Linked DNA regions of Homo sapiens: region 1 is linked to region 2. Evidence: chromatin loops called from intact Hi-C (ENCODE). Cell type or tissue: A673. All regions are shown on one strand. Each heading gives the region's core, and the rest is flanking DNA. Links, peaks and the distances in the headings are about the cores only. Region 1 overlaps FARS2 (phenylalanyl-tRNA synthetase 2, mitochondrial). Region 2 overlaps LYRM4 (LYR motif containing 4).

Evidence for each region. A loop is a pair of places that touch in the nucleus more often than their neighbours do. Peaks named below come from ENCODE experiments on the same cell type or tissue, not always from the same donor. Only the 100,000 strongest peaks of a DNase experiment are listed, where the experiment ranks them.
Region 1: it touches region 2 in a loop (3-fold over the local background); 8 of 110 quality-filtered maps call a loop at or near these places.

The regions. Positions count from the first base shown.
Region 1 is chr6:5,378,457-5,381,369 of GRCh38, forward strand. All of the region lies in intron 2 of FARS2 (phenylalanyl-tRNA synthetase 2, mitochondrial), which reads left to right. Among named protein-coding and RNA genes, the nearest start is that of FARS2-AS1, 78 kb to the right of the region's middle. RefSeq lists an enhancer at 1,125-1,224. In A673, for the core only: a CTCF peak has its summit at 1,403 (motif pointing left); a DNase peak (open chromatin) is centred at 1,375.
Region 2 is chr6:5,213,214-5,216,126 of GRCh38, forward strand. All of the region lies in intron 2 of LYRM4 (LYR motif containing 4), which reads right to left. All of the region lies in intron 3 of LYRM4-AS1 (LYRM4 antisense RNA 1), which reads left to right. Among named protein-coding and RNA genes, the nearest start is that of LYRM4, 46 kb to the right of the region's middle. In A673, for the core only: CTCF peaks have their summits at 774 and 1,732 (motif pointing right); DNase peaks (open chromatin) are centred at 1,678 and 2,128; H3K27ac peaks cover 2,247 bases.

The sequences.
Region 1 (2,913 bases), core at 158-2,657, 170 kb after region 2:
CACTTTCCAGATGGTTCACTGGAACCCTCCTGTTCTTGGGCTTCTCTTTCCAAGCTTCCCCGCTGTTACTCTTGTAGTGAGCCCATGGTTGTCTCTTTATTCCTGCTTTCTGCTCTGAATCACTTTTCTGTCTTTCAGTGAGTGACAGGGTTTTATTCTCCACCGTGTGGTTATTGGGTTTCCTTAATAGCCTCATGTGGAGGGGCTTTGTTGAAGGCATTTTTATTCGGCTTTGACAGATTATAGTCCCCATGTTTCCCTAATCTCTTCTTTAAAATATTTTAGGAAGCATTGTCCCTGTCAAAGACACACTTAAATTCAAACAGCTTTTCCTTTTTAAAATTATTTTTCTCTGTTCACATGTTTACGTAGTCCTCTGTCTTGACAGTTAAGTGAGAGGCAACTGGTCATAGTGAGGAGTCCATGGATTTGGGAAATACCCCATTATTGGAGGGCAAAGCATGATTTGGAGGACCGTTTGGAGAGAGACCCCTTTTTCTGTGGCACAGGGCTTTTGCAGATAATTAGTCTTTGGCTACGACAAGATGGAAACTATTAGGCTCTTAGTCTGAGACTCATCACTGCCTTGTAGCAGTTTTGCCCATGACCCTTACTGGGCTTTCAGCAACTCACTGCCTTGAAATGTTAGTTTGTGTGTGCCTGGTGTCTCCAGCTGGTTAGTCAACTCCTTAAGGGTGCCACTCTATCTCTTTTTGTGCCTGATCTTTCTAACCCAGGATTCTGCACAGAACAGCAATGTCTCCCTCTTTCTGGGCTGTCAACTTTCACTGAAAAAAATGACAGCTAGCACTGTTAACTGCATGGCAGCTCACCTATCTGCTTGTCTAGTTGGGTATTCTCAGCTATAAGAGCACATGTGTCTGTTAGGGTCCAATTCTGATATGGAAACCGCACAGTAACTTGATCAAGGAAAGCATAATGTAAAGAATTACAAACTCCAACACAGAACTTGGGTAATCAGGGATTGGCCAGTAAGAGGTAATGAAAGAGTCCAGAAGTATTATCTATAAGGAGGAGCTGCTACCCTTAGGACTAAGACGGGGACCCAGAGAAGAGCCCCTTCCTCCTTCCCGCAGCTGTGGTTCACTGAGTGGCTCAGAAGTGCTAGTAGTGGTGCCATGCTGGTGAAATTGCTTGATATCCACGCTCTGGAATGTACCGAAATCTGCTTTCTTGGGTGTGGGGAAAGTTAATTTGGGAGACTTGTCTTGTGGGAAGCACTATGCTATGAAAATGATCAAATGGGGTACCGAGGAGAGCAGCTGGCCATTGGAGGAGCTGTGTTGCCACCTGCACTGCAGATCTGGGCAAAAGAAGTGCAGGGTGCCCAGTAAGAATACCTTCCTTTGCCATGTCCCTCCAGCGACCTCTACTGACAAAGTTTAGCATTTTGCCAGCTGGCAAAGGAAAATATTTCAAGGACTCAACTCAGTTTTCACAGAGCAGGCAATGAAGGATTGATTGTTTTGTGTAGGTGATAAGTGACAGAGTCAGCTTGCTCCCTTTCCTGAATGTCTAGAAGCCTTTAGGGAGATAGGCTATCATTTATGCAATTACATGAGTTGCTAGGGAAAGTCATATTTATGGAGGCAAAATATTTGTTCTTAATTCAAATTTAATATTTCTGAAAACAATTAGGTAATGGGAAAGCTCTCTAGTTATTCGATCTTAGTAGATGGAATACACAGAGAATAGAGGATGTTCTCAAGGGTAAAAGCTTGTGCTCCTGAACCAATAATAGCATCCAAAGAAAAACAGATTAATATTCTTTACATCTCATTTCTCTAAGATCTCAGGAAAATTATTGCCATTTACATTCTACATTTGTTGTTGAAGGCTAAGAGGGCCTCATTAGGTTTACCAAATCCAAATAATTACAGTTAGAGACGGTGTTTTTTTCTACTAGCTGAAGTGATGTGTGAAAATAGCAAAAATATTTTCACAGAGAAATTATGCTCTTTAACAGTAAACTTCACGCCTTGCTAGGAACTGCATTTCTCTGCCTGGTGTGTATCATCGAATGCTACTTGTAGGGATGGAGTGGTCTAATTTCACATTTCGAGCTTGGTAGGTGCAGGTGGGCTGTAGGTGAAAGGGAGTTTTCTTTACCAGCCAGCCTCAAAAATGGCTAGCAGCCGGTGCCACTCGCATAGTGTTGAATTATATGTCCAGATACCCCAGTCTACTCACAAATGTAAAAGACTACACTCTTGCTATTTGACCAAGAATGCACCCTGTACTGGGTACTTTCATTGTCTTCGCTCCGAGGCTTCGTCCTAAAATCTGCTTTCTGTGTCATCTCCCTGACTCATCCTGGGATAGGTCTCTGCAAAATTGTAAACTTTTGTTAGTTTAAATGAATTTGAAAGGTAAGATAGTTTTCTTAAACTAGATACATCATCTAAATACAATGTTAGTCTTTAGCTGTATATTTTAGTTTTTATAGAAACTTTATATAATCTTATATAAGATCAATAGTAGTTCATTATAGCAATTATTTATTTATTTATTTATTTATTTATTTATTTATTTATTTATTATGAGACAGAGTCTCGCTCTGTCGCCCAGGCTGGAGTGCAGTGGCGCGATCTTGGCTCACTGCAAGCTCCACCTCCTGGGTTCACGCCATTCTCCTGCCTCAGCCTCCTGAGTAGCTGGACCTATAGGTTCCCGCCACCACACCCGGCTAATTTTTTGTATTTTTAGTAGAGACTAAAAATCCTGTTAGCCAGGATGGTCTCAATCTCCTGACCTCGTTATCCGCCCGCCTCGGCCTCCCTAAGTGCTGGGATTACAGGCGTGAGCCACCGCGCCCGGCCTATAGCAATGATTTCTAATTTTCTTTTCTTTTCCTATTTGAGAGTCTGATGAGAAATTTGCATACTCCCCAGA
Region 2 (2,913 bases), core at 235-2,734:
TAGACAAGGCTTCCACCTTTCCTGCATCTCGGTTTCTCTACCCAGAAAACCAGGTCATTTTTGTCCAGAGACTTATTTTAAAAAGCAAAACTTACTAGGGTTATGGGACGCGGGGGTGGAGGGGTATCATTAGCACCACAGCTGACTCACGTGACTGAAGAAGCCACCCTCTGAAGAATGAGTGGAAAGCAGGGTGAGCAGGTAAGTGTTGTGGGTGAGATTTCAGTGTGAGCACTGCCTTTATGGCATGCATGTCTGGCAGCTGGAAAAGTGGCTGTGGGCTTCCTCACTGGTGGAACCGTGAAGCTGGGATCCATGTGCACCTGGGTGGGTGGGGCTTGGAGTCCAAATCTTCAAGTGGGAGAGAGACGTGATATGAAGAGTATCACAACTCCATGAGGGTTAATATGTCACGATCCCCATCAGATTTCCATATTCCTTTCATGGTTCATTCCTTCAGGAGGGAGACTGTGGGTGGCCAAAAAGACACCCTGATTTTGGTGGTATAGACCCTGCCACTGAGATGTATGATCTCAGGGAACATACTTCATGCATTTATTTAGTCAGTGAAAACTTACTAAGAGCCAGCTCTATGTGGGATGTTCTAGATCCTGTGGATAATAACAGCAAGCATTTGCATAACATTTCCTATGTGCTAGCATTATCCCGGGGGCTTTGCATATGTTAGTGTACTTGATCCTCACTACAACGCATGAAGTAGGGCTTACTTTCATCTGCAGTTTGCATTAGGCACTGAGAGGTTAAATATCTTGCTCAGAGTGACATAGCTAGTAGGCTGAGTCAGGATGTGAACACAGGCCGGCTGGCCGCAGAGTCCATGCTCTTCGCCACCCAGTGGAGATGATGACAGCGACAGGGGAGATCCCTGTCCTCATGGCCCCTGCCGTCTTGCAGAAGAGGGAGAAAATAGACAAGGCCACAAGTAATGTCATAGTAGGTACTGATAAGTGCTGTCACAAAAACTAAGGCAGGGCAGCGGAGAGAGAGAGAATCTGTTTTAGATAGTGTGGTCCCAGGGGGGCCCCTATGGGAAGGTGAAATCTGAGCACAGGCCTGGGTGGAAGGGGGAGGGAGCTACAGGAACATTTGGAGGGACTCCTCCAGGCAGGTGGTGCACAAGCATTGAGATGGGAGCAAGAAGTTCAAGGAAATAGGGAGTGTGAGGGAGAGGAGTGCAATGGAGGGCCTCTGGGGACCTCACACTGGCTTCAGGTTTTATGTTAGGGTGTCACGAAGCAAGAGCCTTGAAGGGGTTGAACGGGGCAGTGGCCCGATCTTTCTTTTGAAAAAGATCACTGTGGTGGTGGTGTGTGGAGAACAGACCATGTGTGGGGTGGAGTAGGGGCAGGGGCACCCGGAGGACAGGTCAGAAGGCTGCTACAGCAGCCAGTTACAGAGAACAGTGTGCAAGAATACAGACTCTCCACCTTGCCATAGGCTGTTAGTCCAAAGGCAACTTACGCCAGCTTGCAGCCAGATGGCCGGGGGAGCCACTGTGCCTTACGCCCTAACTACTGTAAAGGCTGCATGTGGATTCAGGAAGAGTCTTGACATGAAAGGGAAGTGAGTAGAAACTTCCCAGCTGCTGCTGTCTAACTGGTTCTCTGAAGGGATGAGAATGCTTTCATCCCTGAGGTGGTGACAGCAAGCTGTTCTGCAAGGTCGCCGTGTGTATTCTCCATCGGGAACGTGCAGTGGCCAGGCTGCCCTGGGGAGGGCGCCCTTGCCCTGCACATGCCACTGCTCCAGTGCGTCTGTCCTGGGAGGGGAACTCACTGGGATGTCAGATGAGGGCCAGTTTAGTATTTTTTTTTTTTTGCAAGGGTAGTTTGAGCATTTCAAACCAAGAAGTGACACAGACAATTAGATATAGCGGGAGAAATGATGGCACAGATTATTTACAATCCCCCTTTTCTAGGCAGTTTATACTCTGGATAATTTTACGCTAAAGATAAAACCTGCCTGTTTTGCCAACCTCTACACAGAGTAAGTGCCAAAGAACAAAATCTTTCTGAGTTTATGCAAAGTAAGAACTCAGCTGCTTGTTCTTCTATGCTCCACTGCTAAAGGACCTCATAAAATTCAACTACTGGTGACTGGAAATGCCATTGTTCTAGAGTTTTCAAAATGCTGACTCATATAAATGCCACTCTCAAAGTATACATAAATGTGCAGATCAGTTTCTTTTCTGAGTACCTTACTATCCTCATGGCTTTAGTTAGAGATCATTTCCTAGGCCTGTCTGAGTGTGGCAGTTACTGTATTACTAAATAGCTGTAGAACTCAAGGATGGTTAGGAGAATCCGAAATGCTATTCTAGAAAGAACTGTTACATTATGTAGGCAATATAACAAGACCTTTAATCTTGACATAAACTGCAAATTATAGTTTCAAATATTGCTTCTTTTTTGAATTCTTTTTAGAGTCAAGCATGAAGAAGGGTCAGGGAAAGATTATTATCTAATTTAATGTCAGCCAAGCTGGCATCTCTTGATGCTAAAGAAGCCCTTTCAAAACAGCACAGCATAACTTACAAAAATGGTAAAGAGTTTCCCCCTCCACACTTTATAAGCAAATTTCCTGCAAGTAAAAGGGAAACACGAATGGAAGCAGAAATGGAGTTTATTGCGTGATTGCTGCTAAGTCAAAGAAAAACAGTGAAAAGGGTGTTTTTTAGAGAGCAAGAAAACCCATCAGTGGACGGTGACTTTAACCTCTGACGTTCTAATTACTCTTGCGGATGTTATCAGACCACGCAGGAGATCATGCCGCTGCACATGCTCCACCCACCTCATGAGAATGAGAAAAGGAAGCACAAGTCAAGGTGATCCTTGGCACTTCCACAAAACGAAAACTAACACACCCTCCAGGTTCCTTTATGGGGTCAGCACC